Regions from separate parts of the Homo sapiens genome. Here all the other regions are linked to region 2. The links are chromatin contacts, found by Hi-C or POLR2A ChIA-PET in ENCODE. All regions are on one chromosome and are shown on one strand. Each heading gives the region's core, a stretch centred on a gene start or an enhancer-like site at or near the end of the contact. The rest is flanking DNA. Distances are from core to core; before and after follow the strand shown. Region 1 holds the start of PPTC7 (protein phosphatase targeting COQ7). Region 2 holds the start of ACAD10 (acyl-CoA dehydrogenase family member 10). Region 3 holds the start of ANKRD13A (ankyrin repeat domain 13A).

Region 1 (3,679 bases), core at 1,162-3,661, 1.1 Mb after region 2:
GCAACTGACCTCTCAGGAATCCCTGAAGTGCTAGGAATGTAACTCTGTTAAGGAAGAAAATCCAGGCCTTTTTAAGTCCAACAAAATGTCAAACGTGAATTGTGTTCCTGGGAGAAGGAACGGGAAGGGAGGTGTTTTGTAAAGTACCCTCTCCTGGCTTCCCCCATGGTGATGAAACTTCAGAGCTGGCTCTGGAATAAATGATTCAAGAGAACCCGAGGCCCTATCTCCTGTTCCTTTAAAACTTGCAAAGGAGCTTTGAGAAGGATTCTGTTCGCCACGTGCTTCTGTGGGCAACTCATTTGCAGGAAACTCACTTGCAGGAAATTCATTTGCCGGAAACTCAAGGCACTGGTATCACTTAATCATGAAAACAGCAGCCCCATCGGAGCAGAAGTTACTGGCTTTAGAGTCACATTTTAGGTTCCTACTCATCCCATCAAACCAGTTCTTGTGACTGACATGGAAATTAGGTAATATATGCCCTGAAAAGGAAAAGTAGGAGCAGTCTGAAGGAGTTTGACGAGGCAAGAAATAGGGTTGACATGCTATTTTAAAAAGTTTGTCCTTGGGGTAGAATTACCTGCCAGACTGACTGGGATCTGGTAGTGGTATGTGTACTTGAAAGAGCTACCTTTAGCACAGCTGGCAGCAATATAAATGCCAAGTAGAGGATTCCGAGAGGCACTACCCCCTCTTCTGGGCACTCTCCAATTCTTGTGCCATTAAAAAAAAGGAAGGTGTGAATGCATTATTGTCATTACTATACCATTTATCCAGTAAATGAACATTTTCTGGGTTCTGTATATTTGACAAAATGCCACTACGTGAAGTCATTTCTTCCGTCCAATTTTGATGAAAGCTCTTAAAGACAGAAACATATATATAGACAGTACTTGGCACACTGTGAACTGCAAAAGTGTTTAATGATGACAGTAATTAGGATAACGGAATAATATGTGTTGAGTTGATAGTTGGCAGCATTTTAAATATATTAAGAAAGCATAAAAAAGGACCATTTAAAAACGAGGTGGGAATCCCCAAAGTAACAATGGTCTTGTTAAAAGTGAACTAGAAAAAGACTGCTGTTTCTGAGAAATATATGTTTCAATCAAACTAAAAATTACTCTAAATTGAATTACTTGCCCCAAAGCTCATTTTCTGTTGTTTGTGAACCCCATTCACTCAATCATTCCTGTATTCAACAAACATGACTTTCTTTTATCATTTGTGTTCTTATTCCATTACTCCTTCCTTTTTTTTTTTTTGAGATGGAGTCCAGCTCTGTCTCCCAGGCTGGAATGCAGTGGCGCTGTCTCGGCTCACTGCAACCTCTGCCTCCCAGGTTCAAGCGATTCTCCTGTCTCAGCCTCCTGAGTAGCTGGCATTACAATCGTTTGTCACCAAGCCCAGCTAATTTTTTTTTGTATTTTCAGTAGAGACCATGTTGGCCAGGCTGGTGTTGAACTCCTGACCTCAAGTGATCTGCCCACCTCGGCCTTCCAAAGTGCTGGGATTACAGGTGTGAGCCACCACGCCCAGCCCATTATTCCTTCTTTTATTCCACAGACATTTACACACTCTCCTACTGTGTGCCAGGCATTGCTTTAGATTCTAATAATTGAGCAGCAAATGATCCTTGTCCTTGGGAAACTTAGAATCTAGTGAAATATTCATTCATTCTTTCATTCATTCACATATTTACTGGGTGCTCACGTGTTCTGGGGATACAGCAACAGAAAACACAGGACCCTCAGGTAAACGAATTACATTCCAAAGGGTAGAAGCGAAAGCAAGGGCAAAGGTCTTGAGACAGCTGTGAGCATGGCTAGAGGCCAGTTAGCAAAAGGGACATGACACCATCTGTGTCCCCTCCCACTCTGATAGGGACACATAACATTTTCTCAATTTTTCCTAAAAGACTACAAAAAGTCTCTTCTTTCCAAACAGTTTGCCGCCCTAAATCCTTCCAGTATATTACTTGGGGAGGTGTCACTAGATCTGTGTACCTCTGTTTCTCATTATGTGACTCCATTCTGGTTTCTTGCAGGTTTTTGTTTAAAGGAATGGTGGCGTTATTTATTTAAAACAGGCTTTAAAAGATACGGTTAAAACAGGGTAGAAAACCCTCACGTGGCCCACCTGCAATTCCTACTAACTTAACATAGGTCCCGCGTCTGAGGAATCCCCCTAGGTCCTAAATCTTTGGCAGCCAAGTCAAAAGTGACTACGACTCCGGGACTATAATTCCCAAGAGACACTGCGTCCGCACCCTCTGCGCATGTTCAACCTTGGTGACTGCATAAGGCAGCGAGCCCAAGGGGCTGGGCTTGGGCCTGAGCGGTGAATCGGGGCGGGGCTAGGGGCAGGGCCAGGGAGGGGGCGGTGCTGCCGGCACCGCCCGGAACACGCTAGTGGAGCGGAAGATGGCGGCGGCGGCGGCGGCCGCTGCAGCCGGGACTTCAGTTGGGCTGAGGCGGAGGAGCCGCCGCTTCTGACCTCGCTCTGGCTCCGGTGCGCGCGGCTGAGCGCGTGCGAGGCCCCGCGCGTCGGGCAGGGGCGGCGGCGGCCACTGCGCGCCGCCCTGAGGAGCGCCCCAGCGGCGGCGCGACTGCGGCTGAGGAGAGAGCCGGCTCCGGGCCTCCGCGTCCTCCTGCTCCCCCGGCCCCCCGCCTCCTCGGGGGGGCGGCGGCGGCGATGTTCTCGGTCCTCTCGTACGGGCGGCTGGTGGCCCGCGCCGTGCTCGGCGGCCTCTCGCAGACCGACCCCAGGGCCGGCGGCGGCGGCGGCGGCGACTACGGACTGGTGACGGCCGGCTGCGGCTTCGGGAAGGACTTCCGTAAGGGCCTCCTCAAGAAGGGCGCGTGCTACGGGGACGACGCGTGCTTCGTGGCCCGGCACCGTTCCGCGGACGTGCTCGGTGAGTCCCCGACCCGGTTCCCTTGCCCCAGCCTCGGATCCGCCTCCCGGGGACTCCCCGCGCGGGGCTTCCCCAGTTCCTCCCGGCGGCGAAAGGAGCCAGAGCGCTCACATGGAGGGAGCGCTTACTATGCGCCAGGCGCCGTGCCAAGCGCTCCGAGGCGCGTTTTCCGCTTGAACGACCCCCATTTTAGAGAGGAGGAAACTAAGGCGCACAGCGGTCAAGTCGTGTGCTCAAGGTCACAACCCGAGAGTGTGACCGGTCTGTCCGAGTCCAGAGCCACACTCTCGGTCTCACTCGGCCGTGCCAGCCCTGGGCGACCTCGTCCCCTCCCTGGGCGACACCTGCAGGCTCCTAACCTCGTTCTGGTTCCCTCTCCGCATGCCCCGGGGATCCCTGCCTCTTCGCGTGCTCCCGACACCACAGCCCGGCCCAGGCTGCGGGATCGCCGGCCGACAGGCAGTCGTGAGCCCCCAGACAGCCCGGCCGTATTCTTTCGCCGCCTGGATGGTAACCAAATCTTCACCCTTTTCGGAGTGTGGCGGTGGGGGCTGCTGGCTTGGCGAAAAAACCCTCACAGCGTTTTCTCCCAAATTGATCTTGTCCACTTGCGGTCACTTGGGGGTTGGCAGAGTCTCCTTGATCCAAAATAGAATGGTCGAGCCTACTTGTAGATTGCAGCCGGTAAAGCTCTGAGGATTGGTCACAGCCTTTTCAGGCCACAGGTGCTCCCTGAGGCCTATTCCAGTTATACCTTTT
Region 2 (3,898 bases), core at 1,254-3,753:
TGCTGGGATTGCAGGCGTGAGCCACCACACCAAGTCAAGTACTTTTTTTTTCTAAATGGGAAATGGGTTAAAGCATATAGGAGGGTGTACATAGGTTATAAACAAATGCTACACCATTGTATATCAGGAACTTGAGCATCCACAGATTTTGGCATCTGCAGGGGGTCCTGCACCCATCTGCTGAGGATACCACCATGCAACGACAGTAATTGGAAATTTGCTGAATTTGGGGGCAATATTTGAAACTAAAAATGTCAAGGTTCATTTGCATTTTCAGTTTTACTTAACGTTCCTATGCCAAGGCCAATGTTTATGATAGAAAGAGAAATTTACTTACACACTTGTATATTTTGTGTGAGGGCTTAGTAGAGACGAAAAATGCCTTTGGGGGGGCCGGGCGCGGTGGCTCACGCCTGTCATCCCAGCACTTTGGGAGGCCGAAGTGGGCGGATCACAAGGTCAGGAGTTCGAGACAAGTCTGACCAACATGGTGAAACCCTATCTCTAAAAAAAAATACAAAAATCAGCTGGGTGCAGTGCTGTGTGCCTGTAGTCCCAGCTACTTGGGAGACTGAGGCAGGAAGCTTGAACCCAGGAAGCCGAGGTTGCAGTGAGCCGAGATGGCACCACTGCACTCCAGCCTGGGCGACAGAGTGAGACTCCGTCTCAAAATACAAAAAAAAAAAAAGGTTTGTTTGGTAAAGAGATAAAGAATGTTCGTTCTGGATTCAGATTGCCTGAATTTCAGTTCCAGCTCTGCCACTACTACCTGTGAAATCCTGAGCCAGTTACTCTTCCTCCAAGCCTCAGGTTACTCCTCTGTAGAACAGGGACATAGTACCAGTTTCATAAAGTTGTTGTGACCATTGCATGACACAAGGTATATGAAACACTCAAATTAGTACCTGGCACATGTTGAAATGTTATCTACTATAGTAATATACTAAAAAAGTTCACAAGAGGTCTCATAGGTTTTATGCATACAGTATGTGTGTATGGTTTATGCACTTTCACATAACCCTGTGATTCTTCAACAGGGTTATGTTTTCTAACCCCAAGGAGACATCTGGAAAGGTCCAGAGACATTATTGGTTGTCACCACCTGGGGAGAGGTGCTACTGACATCTAGTGGGTCAGGCCAGGGATGTTTCTAAACACTCTACAATGCTCAGGACACCCCGCCCCCTTGCCAAAAACAAAAAAGAATAATCAGGACCCAAAATGTTAATAGTGCAGAGTTGAGAAACCCTGATTTAAACAGGGCATATGGAAACGTATTTCATAGGATGTAGTCACAAGATCTATATACGCATGTATCTTGTGGTCATGTCATAGTCCAGATACACACACATCTAGAACGCACTATGTCCACACACACACACATCTAGAATGTACTATGTACTTACATATGTATCATTATACAATGTACCTAGAGTAGCATCCTGTCATGTATGTGTCCCATATGCATTGATTGTGTCAGTATCTACATACAAAAGCCACTCTGACATACTGGAAAGAATGCTGAGCCTCAGAAAAGCTAATGTTATCTCCATATACATAATTCCATTTCATCCTCACAACTGCATGAGGACATGATATCATGCCAACTTTATGCAATGACTATACTAGTTCAAGACTGCACAACTGCTGATGTAGGTCAACCTCATAGTACGGACAGGAACTGTGTTTATCTTATACGCCAACGTATCTCAAGCATCCCAAGGGTGTCTAGACTCTCAGTAAACATTTGTGAAGTGACAGGGTGGGGAGGAGGACCCCGGTCTAACTGCAGCACTATGCTCGTAACCAGCAGATCACCATCTTTTCTCTCTTTTTTTTGAGACGGAGTTTCGCTCTTGTTGCCCAGGCGGGAGTGCACTAGCACTATCTCGACTCACTGCAACCTCCGCCTCCCGGGTTCAAGCGATTCTCCTGTCTCAGCCTCCCAAGTAGCTTGGACTACAGACGCGCGCCACCAAGCCCGGCTAATTTTTTGTATGTTCAGTAGAGACGAGGTTTCACCATGTTGGCCAGGTTGGTCTCGAACTGCTGACCTGAGGTGATTCGCCCGCCTAAGCCTCTGGGCTGGGATTACAGGCGTGAGCCACCGCGCCCAGCCAGATCGCTATCTGAACAGCGATCGACTCTCCACTCTCTACGGCCCCTTAGAAGGAACTTCACCTCTCTGAGCCTCGTTGTACCTATCTGTAAAGTGGGACAGAAACAAAACCATCCAGACTAGGGTTAGAGACAGGAGTCAAACACAACAAAAGGGGCAAAGTTCTGCATAGCAGATAGCTCGGACAATTCGGAGACCTCGCGGAGCCAGGGATCCCGCGCCGTCAGCCGAGGTGGATTAGGACGAGGCCTCTGGAGCAAGCAGAGGTTAACTCGCGACTGTGCGAAAACCTGCAGCTCAGCCTAAGTGTGGCACCCCAGCGCAAGCAATCTCCACGACGTCCTTCCGCTCCGACCTCCTCAAAATTGCGTCCGGAAGAGCAGTGGGTGACCCCTGCCACGCCGCCCAATCGCTGTGCGCGGTCCTGCGCGCATGCGTAAACCGCAGGTCAGCGACGGCGGCCGGGAGGCGGAAGTGGAGGTTGTTGTGGCTCCGAGGGCTGTTCGAGGAGCTGCTGCTGCTGAGGCGGCGGCAACTGCATTGAGGTGGTGGCGGCGCTGCCGGCCCCGGGCCGCTCGGCCTCTCGGCTCGCCTTCCAGCCTCGCCTGAGCCCGCCGGGGCCCGCGCCGGCCAGCGCCTGCCCTATGAGTGTGTCACTGGTTGTTATCCGATTGGAGCTCGCGGAACACTCGCCTGTCCCCGCCGGCTTCGGCTTCAGCGCCGCGGGTGAGTCCCGCGGCCTCGCCGCATTCCCTGTAGCCGGGTCTGGGCCCGGAGGGCTTCCCTTCCCAAAGCACTGGCCCGGGAAAAGCCCGCGGCGAGGGCTGTTGCCCAGGAAGACACGGAGAGGTAATCGGGATCCCTCTCTTTCCCATCCGCCTTTGAGAGGCCTTCCCGTTTGTTATCTCAGGGAAGCCCTGCCCCGAACCTCCCTCCCTGTGCCGTCTGAGGGCATTTAGTTTATACCTGGCGCGTCTCCCTCTCGAGATAGTCGAGTGGTGTGTTTGTCTCACTTGCTTCCCTATGGGCTTCGTAAAGGCAGGGACTGGGTCCCCAGCAACGCTGGACGGTCCCTGGGTTAATTAAATTGTTCCCTTTTGGAACGATATCCATTGAAGTGCCCCCTAACCATAGTCATAACTAAAATTTGGACACTTCCTATATCCCAGCACTGTACTAAGCACCTTTTGTGTATTGTATTCTTTAATTATCTTTGCAACAGCCCTAAGAGGCAGATGGATGTGACATGTACCTCTTACACATTGGGAAACTGAAGCTTAGTGATTAATTGATTTGCCCAAGGTTATCTGTAATGGGTGAAACTGGGATTCTAACTCAGTGAGCTGGACTTGAGTCTGAGCTTTTTACACCATTAACACAAGTGAGGAAGCTCCTTAGTGGGGAATGCAGCTCTGGCTCTGTTCCTTGGTCCTCAGATAATTAACTAACATTCATTCAAGAAATACTTGGCCGGGCGCGGTGGCTCACGCCTGTAATCCTCACACTTTGGGAGGCCGAGGCGGGCGGGTCACCTGAGGTTGAGAGTTCAAGACCAGCCTGGCCAACATGGTGAAACCCTGTCTGTACTAAAAATACAAAAATTAGCTGGGCGTGGTGACAGGTGCCTGTAATCCCAGCTACTGGGGAGGCTGAGGCAGGAGAATCGCTTGAACCCGGGAGGTGGAGGTTGCGGTGAGCCAAGATTGTGGCACTGCACTCCAGCCTGGGCGACAAGAGATAAAGTCCATTTCAAAAAAAAAAACAAAAAAAAAACTTATG
Region 3 (3,591 bases), core at 75-2,574, 1.7 Mb after region 2:
AGGAAAGAAAGAAAAGCAGAGTTTCTCAACCAAGACGCTGTCGGCTTTGGGGGCCGGAGAAGTCTTAGTTGCGGGGGGCTGTCTTGGCCATTGTAGGATGTTGAGCAGCATAACCGGCCTCTACCCACTACCAGAAGCACCCACTCCCCACTTTCAACAACCAAAAATGTCCCATACATTGCCAAATGTCCCCGGGGGGTCGTGGGTGCAAAATCACCTCCAACTGAGAGCACTACTGCTTTAAAGAGATAGCAATAATGAAAAGATTAAAGCATCAAAGCACTTTAGAACAGGAAGGGATTTTAAGGAGCCTGAGAACCCGTGATTCTCAAACTTTGCTAGGTATCAGCCTCCCTGGGGAGTTTGTTAAAAATGCGGCACCTGGACCTCACCCCAGACCTATCAATAGAGTCAAGTGTTGGGTTCTGCCCCAGCACCAACATCCTCATTCTACAGCTAAGTTAACGTCGGCCAGAGAGGGAAAATGCCTTGCCCAAGGTCACAGGGCGAGTTAGAACCTGGACTCCAAAACCAACCAAGCCCTTCCTTACAACAAGGAGAGTGTGCTATTCTTACGTCTTTGAGGCAGCAGAACCTAAAAATGGTTAAGACGGTGCATTCCGGAGCCAGCCGGCCCGAGTTAAAATCCCGACTTGGCATTTATCAGCGGGGCGGCCTCGCACAAGGCACGTAGCGTCTGAGGACCTGTTTCCTTCTCTGTCCAGTGGAAAAGTAACAGTACCTACCCACCAGCGTTATTGGAAAGGTGAAGAGAGAAGATATTTAAAAAGCCCGTCGCACGGTAAGCACTCGATACGTGTCCTATTATTAGGACTGTCCCACACCTGCAAAGTGGAAGGGGTCTGGGGATCCCGGGGACAGAGGGCTGGAAATGGGCTCAGGGAGGCGAAACGACCCCCGATTCCCCGAAGTCCCCACCGGGAGACGGACCCCCGCCCCGCCCCTCACCTGGCCCTGCAGCTCCTTCTCGAGCTGCCGGTAGTCGTTTTTCCAGACTAGGAGGTGCAGGGGGTAGTGGTCGCCCGCGTCGCAGGCCGAGGACATGGCGAGGAGGCCGTAACCTGGTCCTCGTCGCCCGCCCCAAGTCTCGGCCCCGGCGGGGTCTCCCGCGCCCGCCTGCCTGCCCTGAGGCCGGCGAGCAAGCGAGCGTAGGGCGTGTTACGCTGCCGGCCGGCTGAGCCGGTCGGGTGCGGGGCGCGCGGGAGGTCCGGGGTCGCCGGCCGGCTCAGGGACCAGGTCGGCCGCGCCCACCCCGCGCCCCGCGGCGTTCCCGCCCGCGCTGACAGCTCGCGGACAGACTTCTGCGGACCTAACTGCCCCAAACAGGGAAGTGCGGAGAGCGAACCACCGCATGCCGCGGCGGGGATAGGCGACCTTGGGCACCGGGTCCGGGGTCCGCGCCATTGCACCCACCTCCAGCTCACACCGAGAAACTCAGTGCAGCCCACAGAACAGAGCTGAGGCTCATTCTCTTGGCCAAAGATCTCCACGCGGAAAGTTCCGTCTACCTGTCCCCAGCTTCTTTCCCCCTGCTCCAGTAGCCCCATGTGGTTCGGTCCACAACTGGGCCTCTTCCATTGGCTCTGAAGTCAGGGGGTGACAACTGAGCCCCGGACCAAACCATTCCAGCTGCCGACACCCTTGCAGCCTTTTTGGAGCAGGACAGATGCTTCCACGACGGGTCAAAAGCCATTTTGGAAGTGGGCAACACCGGACAATTTTTGAAGGAGGAACGCTAAACCCTGGCGAAGTGGCTTCAAATACAGTATTTGCATAAAAGGGGATATTTCTACTTCATGATTTCTCAACCTCGGCACATATTGAACTGGGCAGTTTTTGTGTGGGGGTTGTCCGGTCCTTGTAGGATGCTGAGCAGTTGCCCTGGTCTTTCTCCCCACTCAATGCCAGTAGCACTCCCCAAAACATGTCTCTCCAGATATTGCCAAATGTCGTCTCGGGGAGAAAAATCGTCCTCAGTTGAGAACCGCTTCTATTTGAACTCCGAACCGGGTTATGATTCAATAGCTAACTATGGTGGTGATTTAGTCCATGTATGAATGTCATTTTTAAGCTAGCTTTTTGGATTTGAGGTTATGGCTGAAAGGACTGATAAATAATATACATATTTGACCACAGTCTGCGAATATGAAGTTTATTCTTTGAGTTTCAGGCACTATGCCTCCTTGACTCAATGAAGAACCAAATCAACTTACAGCTAGCTACTCATGGGCTTGAACTTTCTGCTGCTGCTTCAGCTCAGCTGTCTACAACTAGACCACATAGCTGGATGAAGCTATTTAATGCATTGTGAAAACATTCCCTCTGCCCTCTGAGTGTATGCACATCCAGCTCTTCAGATGCCTGCAACAACAGCTGTTCAAGAATCCCAACCTAATCCATTCTCCACAGATGTGGAGCCCAGAAGATTTGTGAGTTGTTAAACCAAAACAGGATGCAGGAGCACCAGGATGGCACCCGGAGACTCTAACCATGGAATGCGTGGGAATTCTGTGATTATTTCTCCATCACACATTTATCACACTGTAGAGATGGACTCAAGACCAGTGCTTCTGAGGCCTTTTCCAGCACTTCTCATTCTTTCAGATGCCTTTTGCAACTTAACGTTCTCCTTCTTCTTCATCATGCCGTGTTTATTGAAAATCTCCCTATCTCATTAATCAGAAAACCCCATAATGACAGGAACCACATCGTTTTGCTTACCAGAGTATCTAAAACCAAAATAGTACCTGGCTAACAACAGGCATTCAATATTTGCTGAATGGAGATCATAGCTGTGTTTATATGTAAGACAGACAATAAGTAGTCATTGGTATTAGGGTCACATCTCCTTTCTCCTTCACACTGATTTACCTCATTTCATTGTGTTTATCTCACACCATTTTGTAAATTATCCCATGTTAGCTATTGTTATTCTCAAATTCCACGCATATGAAGAAAAACAGTAATTAGAAAATAATAGCAATATCCATAATTATGGGAGCTACTATTTACTGAGGGGTTACTATCCAGCAGGTGTATCACATTTTTCCCATAATTTATTCCATCTGTCCTTAGCCAAAATGAATGTTTAACTTTGCTGGTCACATACAAGTTTTGTCGCATATTCTTCTTCCTCTTTTTCTTTATTTCCCTCTCTCTCTTCTTCATTTTCATCTCGCAACCCTTTAAAAATGTAAAAATCATTCTTAAGTAGCAAGCCATACAAAAACAAATCGTGGACTAGAAGTAAACAATGCATTATCTTAATTTTGAACATGAGATTAAAACTGAAGCCTAAGGAATCATCTAATATATTCTTTTTTGTTATTTTTGTTGTTGTTGTTGAAGTTGTTTTTGAGACAGTCTCGCTCTGTCCCCCAGGCTGGAGTGCAGTGACGCGATCTCTGCTCACTGCAACGTCCACCTCCCAGGCTCAAGCGATTCTCATGCCTCAGCCTCCTGAGTATCTAGGATTACAGGCATGCGCCACCACGCCCGGCTAATTTTTTTTTTTTTTTTTTTTTTTTTGAGACGGAGTCTCACTCTGTCGCCCATGCTGGAGTGCAATGG

What was found. A loop is a pair of places that touch in the nucleus more often than their neighbours do. ChIA-PET counts read pairs that join two places held with the same protein, here RNA polymerase II (POLR2A). Pooled maps may share reads with other maps.
Region 1: a pooled map shows a loop between it and region 2 (6-fold over the local background). The contact joins the promoter of PPTC7 here to the promoter of ACAD10 in region 2. A Hi-C loop is called at or near these places in 7 of 50 pooled maps. POLR2A ChIA-PET finds 5 or more read pairs at or near these places in 2 of 52 experiments (Caco-2 and GM10248).
Region 3: a loop to region 2 is called in a pooled map, with 5 times the contacts of the local background. The contact joins the promoter of ANKRD13A here to the promoter of ACAD10 in region 2. A Hi-C loop is called at or near these places in 5 of 50 pooled maps.

Annotation. Positions count from the first base shown.
Region 1 is chr12:110,582,050-110,585,728 of GRCh38, reverse strand. PPTC7 (protein phosphatase targeting COQ7) reads left to right here and starts at 2,411. Exons shown (of 6, transcript NM_139283.2): 1 at 2,411-2,920. The coding sequence starts at 2,698. RefSeq lists silencers at 2,259-2,588, 2,629-2,778.
Region 2 is chr12:111,684,658-111,688,555 of GRCh38, reverse strand. ACAD10 (acyl-CoA dehydrogenase family member 10) reads right to left here and starts at 2,503. Exons shown (of 21, transcript NM_025247.6): 1 at 2,317-2,503. It overlaps BRAP (BRCA1 associated protein), which reads left to right and starts at 2,600. Exons shown (of 12, transcript NM_006768.5): 1 at 2,600-2,845. The coding sequence starts at 2,764. RefSeq lists a silencer at 2,728-2,827 and enhancers at 2,172-2,873, 2,874-3,575, 3,576-3,898.
Region 3 is chr12:109,997,163-110,000,753 of GRCh38, reverse strand. It overlaps ANKRD13A (ankyrin repeat domain 13A), which reads right to left and starts at 1,324. Exons shown (of 15, transcript NM_033121.2): 1 at 970-1,324. The coding sequence starts at 1,065. It also overlaps a transcript of GIT2 not described here. RefSeq lists silencers at 1,111-1,200, 1,211-1,330 and an enhancer at 1,411-1,600.